Regions from separate parts of the Homo sapiens genome. Here regions 2 and 3 are each linked to region 1. The links are chromatin loops, found by intact Hi-C in ENCODE. Cell type or tissue: adrenal gland. All regions are shown on one strand. Links, peaks and the distances in the headings refer to the core of each region. The heading gives the core; the rest is flanking DNA.

Evidence for each region. Hi-C counts contacts between places; a loop is a spot of excess contacts. Peaks named below come from ENCODE experiments on the same cell type or tissue, not always from the same donor. Only the 100,000 strongest peaks of a DNase experiment are listed, where the experiment ranks them.
Region 2: a loop joins it to region 1, with 3 times the contacts of the local background. A loop is called at or near these places in 31 of 110 quality-filtered maps.
Region 3: a loop joins it to region 1, with 8 times the contacts of the local background. A loop is called at or near these places in 68 of 110 quality-filtered maps.

The regions. Positions count from the first base shown.
Region 1 is chr9:92,136,066-92,144,138 of GRCh38, forward strand. LINC00475 (long intergenic non-protein coding RNA 475) reads left to right here and starts at 5,402. Exons shown (of 4, transcript NR_027341.1): 1 at 5,402-5,585. It also overlaps the pseudogene LOC100128076. RefSeq lists enhancers at 3,949-4,528, 5,108-5,687, 5,688-6,266 and a silencer at 5,252-5,431. In adrenal gland, for the core only: CTCF peaks have their summits at 2,227 (motif pointing right), 2,434, 4,419 (motif pointing right) and 4,618; DNase peaks (open chromatin) are centred at 2,226, 3,409, 4,406 and 5,506; H3K4me3 peaks cover 1,411 bases; H3K27ac peaks cover 569 bases.
Region 2 is chr9:92,436,252-92,441,251 of GRCh38, forward strand. The region is part of intron 5 of CENPP (centromere protein P); the gene reads left to right. Among named protein-coding and RNA genes, the nearest start is that of OMD, 14 kb to the left of the region's middle. In adrenal gland, for the core only: a CTCF peak has its summit at 3,082; no DNase peak of the experiment used is centred there.
Region 3 is chr9:92,240,187-92,245,186 of GRCh38, forward strand. IARS1 (isoleucyl-tRNA synthetase 1) reads right to left here. Exons shown (of 34, transcript NM_002161.6): 27 at 4,773-4,885; 28 at 3,030-3,125; 29 at 1,968-2,144; 30 at 670-775. Among named protein-coding and RNA genes, the nearest start is that of MIR3651, 50 kb to the right of the region's middle. In adrenal gland, for the core only: CTCF peaks have their summits at 2,538 (motif pointing left) and 2,753; a DNase peak (open chromatin) is centred at 2,722; H3K27ac peaks cover 1,464 bases.

The DNA.
Region 1 (8,073 bases), core at 1,356-6,355:
TCTGTGAAAGGGGAGGTGGGACAGGATCCTGTCAGCTTTGACACCATGGGACGGTGGAGGGAAGGTTTCTCAGTGGCTCCCTCTGCCCTCCTACCTGATCCCTGCCTTGCTGGTCAGGGCCTGAAAAATCTCCCTGCAGGCCCCCCTCGCTCCTCGCTGAGCAGCCTGATGCCTTTTCCCCTGGCAGAGCCAGTACGTCTTCCTGCACAGCTGCCTACTGAACAAGATTCTGGAAGGACCCTTCAACATCTCTGAGTAAGTCCCAGCTTCCCTGTGCCTCCCACAGGCAGGCTCCCTGCTCCTGTTCGTGGGCAGAGCTGAGCGGACTAGAACGGGGAGCTGGGGAACCTTGAGTGCCTTCTCCCTCTCCAACCCCCCCACCAGGTCTTGGCCCATCTCTGTGACGGACCTCCCGCAGGCGTGTGCCAAGAGGGCAGCCAGTGCCAATGCTGGCTTCTTGAAGGAGTACGAGGTACACTTCAGGCCGGGAAGTGGGTGACAGCCAAGGGCAGCCTTCCGCTGCTGAGCCAACCCTGCAGTGAGACCTCCCAGCCTCAGGGCACCCATCTCCTTCCCAGCTCTTGCTGTAGGCCATCAAGGACGAGGCTGGCTTTTCCGCACCCCCGCCTGGCTATGAGCAGGACAGCCCCGTCTCCTGTGAGTCTCACTGTGGACCCTGTGGAGGGGCAGGGGGCCAGCGTGGGCTGGGGACCTCTGGCAGCTTCACCCTCACTGTCTTCCCTCAGATGACCGTTCTCAGGGGCAGTTTTCTCCGGTGGAGGAGAGCCCCCCTGACGACATGCCCGAAGCCTGGCTCTTCCCTGTGAGATGATGCTGGTTTTGCCACTGTTTCCTGCCCTCTCTGACCACCTGTACTTCCCGGGCTGGGGCTGCTGGGGGCTCCCAGAGTTGTGGACTGGGCAGGGGGCACCTTCAGTCTCTGGAAGCCAATGATCTGTGCTCTGCAGGGTGGGCCCTCTGGCCGTGATCATACGGTGCTGACTGGCCCCGCAGGGCCAAAGGAGCTCTGGGAGCTGGTGTGGCAGCACAGGGCTCATGTGCTTGTCTCTCTTTGCCCACCCAATGTCATGGAGAAGGTGACAGAGCAGAGGACAGAGGAAGGGAGGCTCAGGAGTTAGGGGTGAGGATGGAGGCGGGTAGTTTGTGGTGCTGTCTGTGACCAGGGCAGGGGCAGAGATCTCAGGAAGTTGCCTGAGCAGCCCTAACTTGGTCCCAGCCATAGGAATTCTGGCCAACGGAGATGCAGCCCGTAGTCACAGACATGGTGACGGTGCACTGGGTGGCTGAGAGCAGCACAGCAGGCTGGTTCTGTACCCTCCTCAGGGTCACACATGTAGGTGCTGGGGCCACAGGGCATGGGGTGGTGCATGGGGAAGAGTCCTGTGTGGGCTTCCTCTGCCCTCTCCAGCACCAATGCTGATCATGTCTTTGCCACAGGGGGAGAGCAGGAAGGAAAGGGAGGTGCAGAGACTGCAATTTCCATACCTGGAGCCTGGGCATGAGCTGCCCGCCACCACCCTGCTGCCCTTCCTGGCTGCTGTGGGCCAGTGCTGCTCTCGGGGCAACAACAAGAAGCCGGGCACACTGCTCAGCCACTCCAAGTGTTGTTGGACAATGGTCTTGGGGGAGTGGACAATGGTCTTGGGGGAGCGGACACTGGAAGCCCCTCCCTGCCCTTCTGGCATAGCCTCAGATCTCCCTGGGCTCTGCTTGGGTTATGGGTCAAAAGGACACAGTCTCACAATGCCCCTGTCTTCTCCACACCCTACCCTGTCCTCAGGAATATGGTGGGAATTTACCGCCTCCCTCCCTAGGTCCAGGCTGGCCGGCTGACCAAGTGTCCGGTGTCCCTTCTCAGTCCCTGCGCCCAGGTTGGGTTTTCCCACATCCGTGGACACCCCCGCCACACCCCCTTTAGGTACCTCATCCACCTCTAGGTCAGTTGCAGCAAGGGTGCAACCCAGCTGGGCACCTTCCTGGCCATGGAGCAGCTGCTGCAGCAGGCAGGGTCTGAGTGCACCGTGGATATCTTTAACGTGGCCCTGCAGCAGTCTCAGGCCTGTGGCCTTATGACCCCAACACTGGTGAGAGGCGACCAGGGGCGACCGGGCTGGCGTGGGGGCTCAGCTGTGGGAAGGGGCGGGGGGATGAGGGAGCTTCTGCCCAGGCCTCTAGGCAGCACCACCCGGGTAGCCACCAGGTGGCGCTGTGGACCGCTGTGCGTTCTCCCAGATGGAGCCCTAGGGGTTGGGGGACACAAGGGAGCCTTTTTCTGTTAGATTGGGGCAGGCGGGGCGAGCCTCCTAACCCTATGTCCATCTCCAGAAGCAGTATGTCTACCTCTACAACTGTCTGAACAGCGCGCTGGCAGACGGGCTGCCCTGAGTCAGCACTGGTCACGGTGCAGGAGAGGTTTGTGCCCTGTGGGATGGGGACAGCATTCCTGACACATCCACGTGGGCCTGGGCTCCCTGGAAGGGCGGCCTCCACTGGGCCCTGTGCTGGGAAGGTACAGGGTCTTGGAATAAAGACCTGTGGCCAAGCCTGAAGCTCAGTGTGTTCTGTCTGTCCATCCTCAGGCCTGGGCCCAGCGTGTGGGTCTCGTGGGCAAACATGGAGCCGGGATGGAAGCTAGGACCTGGAGTCTGGTTGAACTTGGTGACCTATGGCCCCTATGCTGTTGGTTTTTCCCCTGAAGCAATCCTCTCCCTGCTAATCCTCCAGTTTCTAAATTTCCTCAGACTTTGGTCTCTCCACGTCTAGTTTCCTGTGGTGCTAAGCCCTGGATTCAGAATCACAGCTCCAAATTGTTTGTCCTCTGCCTCATCACCCTGTACGCACCATGCTGTATGCAGTAGGGTTTATCCTGTTTCCCACTTCCCTTCTCCTGCCATCCCCAGCCTTCTCTACCTGCCAGAGCCCCCAGGGGCCACCCTCAGCCCCCACCAGGATGGAGGTGCCAGAGCTACCCTGTTACTCGGAAGGCAGGTGCTGGAGGCACCCCTCAGGCGGAGGTGCCAAGTTTTCCCTGCTCCTTCTCTGTCTCCTTCTTCCTCCCCTCTACATAAGAGGTGGGGGAGAAAGCAGGGAAGGCATATGGAGAAAGGAAAAACCAGGAGGAGCAGCAGAGACCAGAAAAGAGGGTGGGGAGGCAGCTGTCTGTCCCACACACTGTAGGACTGCACTGCATACCATGTGCATGATTGCTGGTGGCCACATGAGCTCCTGCCTGCTTCCCTGGTCAGGCTGGGAGTTTCCAGGTGCAGTGCCTGATGCTGGACACTAACTGCCCCTGGTGGAAGGCCCTGGGAGGACACAGAGAAAGCCTGGAAAGATCAGAGCAAGAGTCCCTGAAATGGAGTCGGGTCTCCCCAAGGGGAAGCGGGGAGAGCTCTTTGGCCAACCTGAGTTCCTACTAAGGTGCAACGGGTCAGAAGTCAGGAGGGTCCTTCTCAGGCCTGGTTGAAGAAGGGTACAGAGGTCGTGCTGGCTGCTCAGCCGGGAGCTTTCCCAGAACGAGACTAAAGCACTGGTGCCCTCCCAGGAGGACTAAATGCCGGTGTCCTCCATATGCCATGTTTATCAGGAGCTGAGGGTGGGCCCCCTAATGACCCTCACAAAAGCAGGCTGGAGGCTCTGCTCTGAGCTGCCCAAGTCTGTCTCAAGCAGCTGCTGCTGAGGTTGCAACAGGGCTCAACCATGGCTTTTCCACTCTGGGAAAATCTCACATTGGAGCAGCAGGAGCTGCAAATGAGATGGAGCCAAGGCTATGGTTGAGTGAAGGAAGTGCAGGCTGGCCTGTGGTAGCTTTCTGCCATAGGGCAAAGGTGGCTCTATCTGTGAGTCTTTCTGGTCATGTAGGCCCATCCTCTAGCCTTCTTAGGAGGCTCATCTTCTACTTTCAGCGCCATGGCACCAACGGGAGGCCTAGGGTCAGGGTCTGCTCATTTCTTGGTCCGGCTATGCAGCCCCTCTAGCCCTGGGAGGTTATCGGAGAGTGGAGAGGTGTTGATGAGAGGATTCTGGCATGTGGAAGGACAGGGTGGAAGAAATCCTGGATGCCTCTGAGGTCCCAGGTTTCTGGTATACCCTCTGGCTGGACCATGGGGAGACAGGGCAAAAAAGGAAGGAGGGGTGCCCACAGCCTGCTCTAGCTCTGCACTGGGGCTTGGCTCAGCATGGGAGAGACCAGAGACAGCAAGAGGCTGCGTGAAGGAAGCACAGCCAGCTCACTATGGTCTAAGGAGAGAACAGGGATTGGCCTCAGTTTTAACCACCGTGCCCTTTGCTCACCAGGGCTCTGGGGCCGGCCAGGTCAGCCAGTTGGTGGGATTCCAGCCTCAGGGTGGCCGAGCTGCAGGTGCAGCACCCGGCCTCCAGGTGGCGCCAATCTGCTTACTTTGAGGTGGCCTCTTGACAAGCAGCTGAGCTGCACGCAGTCCCTCAGCCTGCCGAGGTCCTGGGAGCAGGGATCAAGGTGGTCCCCGTAAACCTGACAGTAAACCTGACAGAGGCTGCAGGAGTGCATTTCCACCCAGGGTGCACTCAGCGAGTGGAACTCCACACCCGTTTCTTTGGAGTCAAGGCGCGACCTCTCAGGGAGGAGACTGCTCCTGGTTGCCCACTGCCGGGTCATCCCAGCTTGCAGTGGAACCCTCCGCAGCCTGGCCTCTTCCAGGGTAGCCCCTCACTCCCCTCTCTCTTGTCCTAGGATAAGGCCGAGGAGGGCTGACGAGTTCCAGCTCTGGGGATGCCCTATCAGCTGTGTCACCTTGAACAAATCATTTCTCCTCTTGGGTCTCTGTTTCCTCCAGTGTGAAACGTGGTGAAGGCATGAGGGGCTATGAGAGCCCCAAGGCCTCTTTCAGAGATCTCCTCTGGGTCCCATGTGACCCCGTGGCTATCCCCAAAGGCAAGAGGGTCCCCAGCCCTGCAGCCAAGGCCCTGGGACACCCTTTCTAAACAAGTGCAGGTCTCTGACGGGCTGAGCTTTGCTCGCTTGGGTTTCTTTGCTTTTTTCCTTTTTTTATCTTTCCTGAATGAAATTCCTGCCAGCTCCGAAGGAAGGAGGGAAGGGAGCTAGCCGCAGCGTAGAAAGTTTCCTTGACTCCTCCTCCGGCTGGGTCTCCCTCCCTTGCCAAGCCCAGCCTGTGAAACTGAATAACGAAGATCACTCAACAATGCCTGCTCCTCTCTGACTGCACCGCCCCGCCGCCGACGCCCAGTAGAGCCCCCGGGGCGGTCCCCACCGACGGCGCAGCCCGCCGGGACCGGGAGAAAGCAGCTGCGGACACCGCGCCCGTGCGTCTGCGCGCCTGGCCGCCAGGTGACCCAGCAGCCCGGCCGCCGAGATGCCCAACCCGCCCAGGCTCCGGGCGCTGTGACTTCGCGCCGCTGTGTGCGCCTCCCCGAGCGCCGGCTGCGCCCCCCAGCCCGGCCCGGGGCCTACCGCCTGCCCGGCCCCCTGCCACTGCCAGGAGGACGGCATCATGCTGTCTGCCGACTGCTCTTGAGCTTGGGCTGTCCGCCATACCGGGGGACCTGGATCCCCTGACGGCTTACCTGTGAGTACTGCCCGCCTGTCTCCACCTGGTACTGCGGGCTGCTGGCTTGCACCCAGTCCTGGCCTCAGCAGGACACCTGCTTGCTTGGTGCCCTGGGGCGTGGGCATCCCGGAGAGGGTTCACCCCCTTCCAAGTTGACCGTTGCGGGACTGGGGAGGGGAGAAGAGTCTGAGACTAAATATCAGGCGAGCAGGGAGACCAGGCTTCCCTGACTTGGCTTCCCCATTGGCCTCCGTGCTTGTGGGCTGACTGCGGGAGCCCAGGTTTGGCAAGGTGGGTTCTGGACCCTAAGCGGGAGGGCGCGGGGCTGGCTCCCCCATCTCCTGTTGCTGCATTCTCTTCCAGCAGAGCAGTGCCCAGGATGGTGGCTGAGGGTAAAGCTGACAGAACTGGAGGTGGAGGTGAGGGGAGCGTGCCCCAGTGGGGTGGAAATAATGTCTGTTCTTCTGCCATGGTGAGGACAACAGGGCTGTCACACTGAGGCTGGGTGGCCTTCTTTGGGGGGGGGGTCCCAGAAGCTGGGAGGGGGGCCTTATCCACTCTTGTCTCCTCAGAAAGGGACTCTGCCAGCACCATCTCCCTTTACTGGGGCCTCCCGGCTCCCCCAGGGGCCTCCCTAAAGTCATGTCCCAAGAGGCTGTGTTGGAGACACTAATTTGTGGGCAGGCGCGGAGGCTGAAAAGCGGAGAACCATTTTTAGCGTCTGAGTTGGGGTGAGATGGCCCGTGAAGGGGACCCTATTGGGGGCAGCTGTCCTGTCCGTCTGGCTCACAGGAGCTTCCCCTCAGAGCTGGAGGGCTGGGGGCTCTCGCTGCTTACCACATGGGCAGGAGGAGGGTGAGAGAGCACATTCCAGGCCACCTACCCGCACCCCCAGCCCCGCTCTGGGGAAAGGAGACCTCCTCCAGCCCAGCTCTGCAGGCTCCATCAACTTCCTCAGAGGAGCTGGGAGCAGGTGGGAAAGCCTGGGGCCTTCTGCTGAGGGCTAGGATCCCAGAGCTCCTTCTGGCCTGAGAGAGACCCCTCATGGCTTCTAGCATGTGGGAGTTCTAGCACGTGGGAGCTTAGAGGAAGAGGACGCTGGGCGAATCTTTATAGGGGCCTAGCAAGAATTTGTGGAACTAAAAGGATGCTCAGTGTTGGCAGTGTCCTGGTGGGAGGCAGAGGGTCCCAGATGGCAACTCTTCATGGGGCTCCTCTCCAAATGTCCCTGTCCCTAGGTTGGGATGTCCTCCTCCACTCCAAAAGGCACAGGCTGTGGGCCAGGTAAGGGAGTGAGAAGAGAAAAATAATGCCCATCTTCTAGAAGGACAAATGGAATCCTTCACAGTGCAGCAGGTGACGGCGGAGGCAGTCATGGGAATAAAGCTACCAACTGCACAGAGGCTGGGTGCTCAGCATCTGGCAAAGCAGGGCAGGCTCCGGCCCCAGCCCACACCCAGGCCAGCCCTGCTTTCAGCAGTTTTCTATCCTGGGAGTATGTGACATTGGTTCATTGGAAGACAGGGTCCTGTGGCTAAAGAGTTTAGATATGACTTCTGTGGAGCCTTTCTCTGGGTGAGCTGAAGGAAGGTCCCTTGCCTGGGTTGAAGGGGCAGGGGAGATAAGGCCTTCCAGAGCTTCCTTTCCCAGTGTTAAGTCTTCCTAGACTGATTAATGATCCTTTTTCTAGAAGGACCTGGGGTAGGAGGTACACTGTCACCTTTGGAATTCAAGCATCCTACCATCCATGCTGGCAGAAGATTTTCCCACTAACTTGTCACAATTCCCTGGGAGCTGTGAAGTCTGCATTTGGGTTCAGTGGAGGTGGGGTTTTCTGAGCTGGTCTGTGTCTTCCTGGGGATTGAGAAAGCCCCCCTCTCTCTCAAGACTCAGGGGATGCTTCTGAGAATGGCGGAGAGAAGAGAGGGAGTGGGAGCTAGAAAGAGTACGATGGGTCCTGAGGCAATGTGGGGAATTTAGCAGTGGGGTCTGGAATATTGGAAGGAGGTAGCAGAGGACCGTGTTCCCTGCCCTGGGCTGGGGAGGGGTCCCATCAGGATGGTGCATGAGGGATATCTACAGTTGTCCTGAGGGTGTCTCAGAGGAGGAATTTTCTTTCTTTGCCCTCTCTGGAGAACAGCTCTACCACAAAGGCACCTGAAGGTGGGGTTGAGGGCTGGCATGGAGAAGAGCCAGGGTGGGGAAGTCTTGGGGCTCCTTTCTCTTTTCAGCGATGTTAGGAGGTGCCCACCTTGGCCCTGCCCCATGTATCCCAGCCCTTGCTGAGGACAGCACAGATTCGCATCTGATGATATAACCAGCAGTGCCTCTCTCTGGGCCACTCAAACCTTGGTTCCTTCCTAGCTCTGCCACCTACTGAGAGTCACTCACTGAACACCTCTAAGCCTCAGGTTCTTGATGTGTACATGGAGAGGAGGAAGCATGTTGCTGAGAGGATTAAATGAGATAATATGTTCAGTGAAAGTCCCCACAGTGCCTGACACCC
Region 2 (5,000 bases), core at 1-5,000, 300 kb after region 1:
AATTTTTTATTTGCTCTTGAGTTTTATCAGTTCTAGATACTAGAACAAGGAGTACCTTTGTAGGATATGTAGTTTGCAAAGATTTTCTCCATTCTATTGCATGCCTTTTCATCTTCTTATCAGCATCTTTCACAGAGCAAAAGTTTTAAATTTTGGTGAAGTCCAGTTTATTGATTCTTTTTTCTTTTGTAGATCATGCTTTTGGTGTCATATCTAAGAACTCTTTACAAAGTCCTAGCTCTCAAAGATCTTCATCTATGTTATTTTCTAAAAGTATAGCTTGACATTTTACTTTTATGATTCATTTCGAGTTAATTTTTATATAGGGTTTGAAAGGTTTTTTTTGCTTATGGCTATTCAATTACTCAATTCATTTGTTTAAAAGACTGTCTTTCCTTCAGTAATTGCTTTGGTGCCTATGTCAAAAATCAATTGTCTGCACTTAATGCTATTTCTGGCTTTTCTTTTTCAGTTCTATTTATTTATACGTCTGTCTTCCTGACAACACCACCTAGTCTTGATTACTATAGTTATATTGTAAGTCTTGAAATCAAGTAGAATGACTTTTCTCACTATATTCTTTTTTCAGAATTGTTTTGGCTATTCTAGTTCCTTTGCCTTTCTACATAAATTTTAGAATGATCTTGTCTGTATCTGTAAGAAATCTGCTGGGTGTGGTGGCTCACACTTGTAATCCCAGCACTTTGGGAGGCCAAGGCGGGCAGATCACTTGAGGACAGGAGTTTGAGACCAGCCTGGCCAACATGATGAAACCCCATCTCTGCTAAAAATACAAAAAAATTAGCCGGGCATGGTGGCAGGTGCCTGTAATCCCAGCTACTTAGGAGGCTGTGGCAGGAGAATCGCTCAAACCCAGGGGTCGGAGGTTGCAGTGAGCAGAGCTCACACCATTGCAATCCAGCCTGGGCAACAAGAGCGAAACTCTGTCTCAAAAATAAATAAATAAATCTTGCTGGGATTTTGGTAGGAATTACATTAAAACTGTATATCAATTTGCCTTTTTTTAATTGGGTTTTTGTCTTATTACACATTGTAAGGGTTCTTTGTATATTCTGGATATAAGTCCTTTATCAAATATATAGCTTGTAATATTTTTCTTCTAGTGTATGATTAGTCTTTTTCTTTTGTCTTTTTTTTTGTTTTGTTTTTTTTTTTTGGACAGAGTCTCGCTATGTTGCCCAGGCTGGAGTGCAGTAGTAGGTTCTTGGTTCACTGAAGCTTCTGCCTCCTGGGCTCAAGTAATCCTCCCACCTCAGCTTCCCGAGTAGCTGAGACCACAGGCATATGCCAACACACCCAGCTAATTTTTGTATTTTTTGTAGAGACAGGGTTTCGCCATGTTGCCCAAGCTGATCTTGAATTCCTGGGCTTAAGCGATCCACTCTGCTTCCCAAAGTGTTGGGATTACAGGCATGAGCCATTGTGCCTAGGCTTTTCATCTTCTTAATAGCCTTTTGGCACATAAATATTAATTTTGTAAAGTCCAATTTATAAGTTATTTTTTGGAGACACTGTCTCACTCTGTTGCCCAGGCTGGAGTGCAGTGGCTCAATCACAACTTACTGCAACTTTAACCTTCCAGGCTCAAGTGATCCTCCCACCTCAGCCTCCAGTGATCCTCCCACCTCAGCCTCCAGTGATCCTCCCTCCTCAGCATCTCGAGTAGCTGAGACCACAGGCATGTGCCTCCACACCTGGCTAATTTTTTTATTGTTTGTAGAGATGAGGTCTCCCTGTGTTGCCCAGGCTGGTCTTGAACTCCTAGGCTCAAGTGATCCTCCCACCTCAGCTACCCATAGTGCTGGGATTACAGATGTCAGCCACTGCACTGGGACCAATTTATGATTTTTTATCTTTTATTTTTCATGCTTTTGGTGTCAAGTCTAAGAACTCTTTGCCTCAGGTCTTAAATATTTTTTCCTGTTTCTTCCAGAAGTTTTATAAGTTTTATCTCTTATATTTAGGTCTATGATCTGTTTTGATTTAATTTTTGTGTGTGGTGTGAGGTTAGGATCTAAGTTCACTTTTTTGCATGTGAATATCCAATTGTCTCAGCACCATTTGTTGAAAGGACAGTTATTTCTCCATTGTCAAAAATTAGTTAACCATAAATGTGCAGGTTTGTTTCTGATCCTCAGTTCTGTTCTATTGCTCTATGTGTCTGCCTTATACCAGTGTCATGCCCTCCTTATTAGGGTAGTTTTACAGTAAGTTCTGCCATTGGAGAGTATACATCCTCTAACTTTGTTGTTCTTTTTCCAAATTGTTTTCACTGTTGTAAGTCCTTTGCATTTTCATATAATTTTTGAGATTGGTGTGTCTACATCTACCATTATTAAGATTTCATAATGATTGAGTGCTTAGTATTTAAACATTGCATTTAAACTGCTTCATTTTTGACTGGGTGTGGTGGTTCTTGCCTGGAATCCCAGCACTTTGGGAGGCCAAGGCAGGTGGATCACTTGAGGTCAGGAGTTCGAGGCCAGCCTGGCCAACATGGTGAAACCCCGTCACTACTAAAAATACAAAAATTAACCAGGCATGGTGGCATGTGCCTGTAATCCCAGCTGCTTGGGAGGCTGAGGCAGGAGAATCTCCTGAACCTGGGAGGCAGAGGTTGCAAAGCTGAGGTTGCATTACTGCACTCCAGCCTGTGTGACAGAGCGAGACTCCATCTCAGTCAATCAATCGGTCAATCAATAAACTGCTTCATTTGTTATTGCTACGTGGTATGGCCTTAGTAAATGCTTGGTGCTGTTCTTTTGTTCTTATTAAGATTTTCCAGTATGGGGAAGTGACTTAGATTTTTTTGCATATGAAGCACAATTCTGTTTGTCCGTTTTCAAGTATTTCATCTTTTTGTTTTCCCAAGTATTTTTATTAGATCGTGTGTTATTATTTTTGCTTCTAGTTAGAAGTTATTGGCTAAATTTTAAAAATATAATAATAGTGGCTTAAGACTATTTTAAAGTAGACCTGGCTTTCTTGTCTTTATTTTCAGACTTCCATAGCTTATTAGAATAAGACTGCCCTCCCATGGTGAAAATTAGGTAATTTTTTTCAGTAAATTTAATGGGCTTATTTTTGGAAAAAATAATTTAAAATATATATATTTTTAAAATATGTGGGAAATAAGTGATAAGCTATTCTGTGTTTCCAAATAAACAGAGATTGTAGAATCCTCCCCAGCCCCCACTAGCTATAGAGTCACAGTGGCTGACCAGCATGGGAGGCCCTGGCCACAGCTTTTCATGAGTTGGTGGTCTTAAGTCACCTGTCTCTCTGGAGAATCAGTTTTATAATCTTAAAATGAAGAGGTTTCAATGAGGCTGCTCCACATCTAAACTTGTGTGGCTCCTTTGTCTTTCTATGCCACCTTCTCTTTGTCTTCCTATTATTTTATGGGATATCGCTTTATATCTAGTCCTCTTTCTCAATCCCATGTTAAAATTCTTGGAATGCTCTTGAGTCTTATTGGTCTGATCCCCTCTATATTTTCTGTAGAATTATGTAATATTACTACAAGTACCATTTGGGTGAAAGGAACTCTTTGATCTTCAAAGTAGTGAAATGATTCTAAGTATGGATAAGAGTGGTGAATATAGAGACCTAGGAACCAGAATTTCTGTTACTTATGTTTATTCAAGTTAATATTTACAGTGGCCTCCCCTTATCCACAGTTTTGCTTTCCCCCATTTGAGTTACCCATGGTCAACCATGGTCCAAAAATATTAAATGGAAAATTCCAGAAAGAAATAATTCATGTTTCAAATTACATGCTATTTTGAGTAGCCTGACGAAGTCCTGTGCTGTCCAGCTCTGTCTAGTCCAGGACATGAATCATCCCTGTGTGCAACATATCCACACTATATACACTCACCTCCCATTAGTCACTTAGGGTTATCAGATCACCTGTCATGGTATCCCAGCACTTACGTTGTAGTAAACCTTATGTCAAAGAGAATCTATAACGGGGTGCCTAGTCTTTTGGCTTCCCTGGGCCACATTGGAAGAAAAAGAATTGTCATGGGCCACACATAAAACACACTAACACTAGTGATAGCTGATGAGTTAAAATAAATAAATAAATAAATAAATAAATAAATAAATAAATCACAAGAAAACTCATCATGTTTTAAGAAAGCTTACGAATTTGTGTTGGGCCACATTCAAAGCCATCCTGGGCTACAGTGGGCCATGGCTGTGGGTTGGACAAGCTTGATCTATAAAGTGCTTCCCTTAAGTGAAAACTTTTCCCTTAGTAAAAGTTCTCAACTTAATAAGGAAAGAAAAAGAATGGTATGGTAAGAGTGCTAACATCTGTAGTAAGACCAAATCTCCTATCTGTAAAATTGTGAAGAAGGAAAAAGAAACTAGTTTAGTTTCCTGTTGCACCTCAAACTGCGAAAGTTATGACCACAATTAATGCATTATAAGTATTTAGTTAAGAGGGAAAAGGCATTAAATCTGTGAGTGGAAGACGTGAACAGAAATGTGTTTTGACTGACAACAATCAGGTTTTGTACTTGCTGTGGTTTCAGGCATCTACAGGGGATGTCTTGAAACATATCCCCCAAGGTAAAACCGAGACTATTGTTCAGTAAGTCCTCACTTAACATCGTCAATGGGTTCTTTGAAACTGCGACTTTAAGTGAAATGACATATAATGAAACCAATTTTACCATAGGCTAATTGTTATCAAACAAGTGTTAAGTTCCTGTGGCATATTTCTGGTTATAGAATCATCACCGAACTTCGTAATGAAGACCCAAAACACTTCTAATATTAAACATTGAAATAAATGTGAGCTATCTGTATGTTTAAGAAAACGTTAATAAAAAACAAGTGCATGAATTTTTGTATTTTATTAGTCATACTTTTGGATGTTACTTACATGGTATGTAACTACAGTGTTAAAATTAATCAAGCTACATATTTATCATCTATGTACTTTTCTATACATATATCAAACATCAATA
Region 3 (5,000 bases), core at 1-5,000, 100 kb after region 1:
AGGAATAGGGAAAACTGTATCTGCTTCATGCTTCCACAAGCATAAGTCCAATCATTTACTTTAGTGGATTCATTTTTCTTTTCTTTTTTTTTTTGGTGAGACAGTCTTGCTTTGTCACCCAGGCTGGAGTGCAATGGTGCAATCTCAGCTCACTGCAACCTCCACCTCCCGGGTTCAAGAAATTCTCATGCCTCAGCCTCCTGAGTAGCTGGGATTATAGGTACCTGCCACCATGCCTGGCTAATTTTGGTATTTTTAGTAGAGACAGGGTTTCACCATGTTTATCAGGTCTTGAACTCCTGACCTCAAGTAATCCACCAGCCTCCGCCTTCCAAAGTGCTGGGATTACAGGTGTGAGCTACCATGCCTGGCCCTTTTTTTTTTTTTAATTGAGGCAGGATCTTATTATGTTGGCAAGGTTAGTCTTGAACTCTTGGCCTCAAGCAATCCTCTCACCTTGGCTTCCAAAAGTGGTAGATTTCAGGAATGATCCACTGCATCTCGCCTAGTGAATTCATTTTGATGACAAGAAGAAAAAGTTATCTATTAAACATGATTAAATAATTATTCCAATTCTCTTAAAAACATCCATAAGTTTTTTTGGTTGTTTTTTCACATCCATAAGTATAACTAAAAAAAAGTCACACAAATCATGGAATTTACTCTTACCTTGTTCACTGCCATTTGCACAAATGTTAAGATTGACATATGCACAAGCAGGACCAGGAAGGGAAGATCCTCTGGTGAGTGTAATTTCCAGTTCAGATCCCTTCAACTGAGCACATGAGAACGTATGACTGAGTAACTGTGGCACCTGACTGCAATGTGCCACACCATCGTGTAACACAGTGACTTCTCAGTAACAACAAGAGCTGTACACAATTGATAACATATTCAATCTCATTACTCAAAGTATCAAAAGCTACAATTTATATCCCATTTTTCTTCTCTTCTTATCCTGGTTTCTTAAAAATATATGCTCACTTAAAAAAAGTCAAATAATTACACAATATGCAAAATACAAAATGAAACTACACTGCAACTCGCCTCACTGAAAAAATAAACAGCCATCATCAGCCCCTCCTTGTCTTGTCCTACTTGTCTCATAGAATGAGACCGGAGCAAATGATTAAGCAAGTGACTGAGGTATATTTTAAATGATCAACTTTTTTTTTTTGAGACAGGGTCTTGCTCTGTCGCCCAGGATCGAGTGCAGTGATGCAATCTCGGCTCACTGCAACCTCCACCTCCTGTGTTCAAGCGATTCTTCTGCCTCAGCCTCCCGAGTAGCTGGGATTACAGGCGTGTACCACCATGCCCAGCTAATTTTCGTATTTTTAGTAGAGATGGGGTTTCACCAGCCCAGGCTGGTCTCGCACTCTTGACCTCAAGCGATCTGCTCGCCTTGGCCTCCCAAAGTGCTGGGATTACAGGTGTGAGCCACTGTGCCCAGTCTAAATGATCTACTTCTAAGTTATAAGCCAATATCTTCCCTACCTTAATATCATACTTTCATAAGTATATCTAAAATTCCTAGATGTAACAACAGAAATGCTATTGTAATCTTTCTTTTTTTGTACTGTACTTTTATGGAGAACCCACTACCAGAAGAGTTAAATGTTTTTCAAGCCAATTGCTATTTACTTTTAATGATAATTACCAGAATCCACACACTGCCTTTTCTAGTTTTAGAAAAAACAGGCCATTTTATTTCCGGGCAAAGCTCATGTACCCTCCTGGCTACCTTCCTCAAGAGAACTGTTGTGAAAACAGTTCCATCTTCCCTCCCTGCTCCATCTTTTCTGAGCTTCCACTCTCTGACTCTACCCACTACTGTCCAGAGCAATACTTCAAGACAGAGTGCTGTGCCGATCTCTACTGTGGGACAGAATATCAACACGTGAGTACACAAAGTCAAACCTAATCTGAAACCCTTTAGTAGTAGTTCAGTGGAACTCAGGACTCACCTGTGTTTTTTCTTGAATAAGGACTTTATCCGATGGAGAAACTGGATATGGTTTCAAGGGAGCCTTTATGGTGGTAAATATGAACTCTGTGTGGCTTTCAATAACACTATTCAGATATGTTCCTTCAGACTTTGCTTTATAGTACACTGTGATTTCATCAGTTGGAACCAGATTGCACTGAAAACACACACAGAAAAATTTAAAAGGGAAGTACATTCTATTAATCAGAACTGAAGGAAGGTACTGTTGAACAAGGGCTACAGATCCCATGCTGAATCATCACAGAAGGGCAGTCACCCTTCCCTCCCTGCTGGGTGATCCGTAAGACTAACTGCACTCAGTACATGATTAACTTTGTGTCTTTTTCACCACTCTTTGGGGGATAGGGCATGTTTCTTTTCCTAGAACAATCAGTACCTCATGAATGTTGAAACCAAGAAATTACTTAGAACCCACTTACAAAGCTCTGAACTGATTCAGAGGTCACAAGCACCCACTCATCTGCTGGAACAGCCTCCTCAGACCTTGAACCGTCTGGGAAGAAAGATGTATGTTAGCTGTCACTGCCCTCTACAGGGCAAGAAATTCCTGATTCTCTCACTAGCAGGGGCTTTGCAGCCCCTCTGCGCTCCAGGATGAGCTCCCTGCATATTCCTCAGCTCTCTAATAAGGAAAAACTACCCAACTCTGTCCAAATCCGGGAATCTCCCCTAAGCTAGAAGCCTGTCTATGCTGACTGCACCTCTGCCCTTCTGCAAAGACACTATCAGCTCTGATTACCTTCTGCTCCAGTCACAGGGGATATTCTGTAGAAGCCCAACGGAGCTAAAAAAAAGGATGGGAAAAGGCACAGGCTGGCTGAAAGCTACGACTTGGGAGTGAACACGTGGGGAGAGGAAGAGGAGTGACTTTTCTGCAGAATACATTCCAAATGGACTATGGATTAGTGATTGTTATGCATTGATCACTATGGTTTATATTACCTGCCTCTCCTATCTTCTCCAAACAACCAAAACAAACAAAAAGCCAAAACAGTAGCTTATTCTTAACTGACAAACTAACCTTTTTGCGAAGTTTCTGTATGCGATTGATGACTTCCCGAGCCATTCCTTCATCTACCATTGACTGGTCAGGAGTGACATCTAAGAGGACCAAAGCCTGTGGGAATGAACAGTGCACACCATGACAATCAAATAAGGAGAAACACTTCTTCCCAACTCAGCAAAATGTTATTTAAATCTGGAGAGTCTATAATGCAGCACTATTTTTTCACACAAATGAGCAAAAGCAATAAAATTAATCTAGTTTATCATTCAGGTACTTCTTCATAATCAGCTAGTCCTCTGTCTCTGGAGAAAGGTGTGCAGGTTTTTGTTTCTTGTTTTTTTGTAGGGTGCTGCTCACAGGAGATGCCCTGGGACCACCTCTTATCAGAGTCCCTCACATGACTCTGCTTTTTGGCCATCTAAGAAGTAATATCAACTCTTCTAATAAGTAAGATCAATAATCATGAAGCCCTTGGAGCAGCACAGCTTTTCAGGCCACAACAAGTGGATCAACGGCCTCAGCGCAGTCAACTCCAAGTGACTTTCCTATACCATGACCCCTGTGATCTTCAGGTTTGTCAGAACGACTCAAGACAAATTCTACAATGGACCACAAAACTTTCTGTGACTTAAACTGCCATATTTTTGCTAAGGTTAATGTTTCTATCTCATCTATTCTGAAGGTTGCTGATTATGATGTAGCAATAATGACACTATCGCTTCTGTTACACAGCATGTTGCAGAGTAAAATATACTCTACAAAAGACTTGTACATTAGGCATCATCTCATTTACCTTTGAGTAAACAGAGAAGTTAAGAAATGACTCACTTCATAAAGGCATCAGAGGTAGTGAAATGCATGATAAACTCAAAATTCCAGTCAGTGCAGGGCCACTACAACATGTAAGCCATGTCAAGAAACTCAGAAGCATCACATGACACTTTTGTAAGGTGGACAACTTTTCAGGCCCCTAACATCTGCTGTAATGAGGAAGAACTGCCCACTGTCAGTGTTTAGAAACCTCCTCCCTGCCTTCTTTCCCAGCTACGATACCTCCGACTCCTTGCCACTGTCTTCCCACGTAGAGTTCTGTACACATCTAACTTAAGCGCCTGGGTAAAGGACTGAGGAGGTCGACCTTCCTTTCATGGAGGTGCTGCTCTACCTTCCCCTGCACATGGTATGCTAAGCACAGAGGGACCCCTGCAATATCCCCAAACCCACATGCGAGATCTTACAACTATGCTGACTGGGGATGTCTGGTCAGGACTGCAAAGAGATAGTCTCTTCTCCAATATGGCAAAAAATATTGATCCTGGAATCTAAAACAGTTTGTATATTCTCTTGAAAAGAGTGTTCCCTGACCACTTTTCACCCTACACCTATTTTTGGATAGGAGCCCTCTGTGTACTTATTTCTACCAGATAACTTATCAGGTAGAATACTAAGAACTGGCTTAATTTCAGGTGTCCTTGACTGACTCATTCCTTGAAGGGTTCATTTTTGTGCAACCCCACACTTGGGACAATGACTGACATGTAGAAATCACAAAATGCTTACTTATGTATTCACTAAACAAATGCATATGTTAAGGGCATAATAATATATTAGTTTAATAAAGCCAATCTAAACCAAGTAACTGGTTTATTTTACCCTGAGACAAGCTGTCAACATTATCAGGAAAGGCACAGGCAAATACTTTCTCCTCTTATGCTCTCATCTCTTGGTAAAGAAATGTTCTAGGAAACAGAAAAATACCTGAGCATCTGAGTGTGCTTCAAATTGCGCAGTCCCACCTGTGGCCTGATCAAAGGTGTACATGAGGCGGATGTCTTCATCGTGCAATTCATGGCCTTCCACAACAATGGTCCCTATGGAGAAGCAGCTACACTGTTAATCAGCTTCCCCTCCTCTTCAAGCTGCCCCACTACCCGTGTATTATGCCCCTTCTTGATTAAAATTTCACAATAACAAAGCCACAGAGGC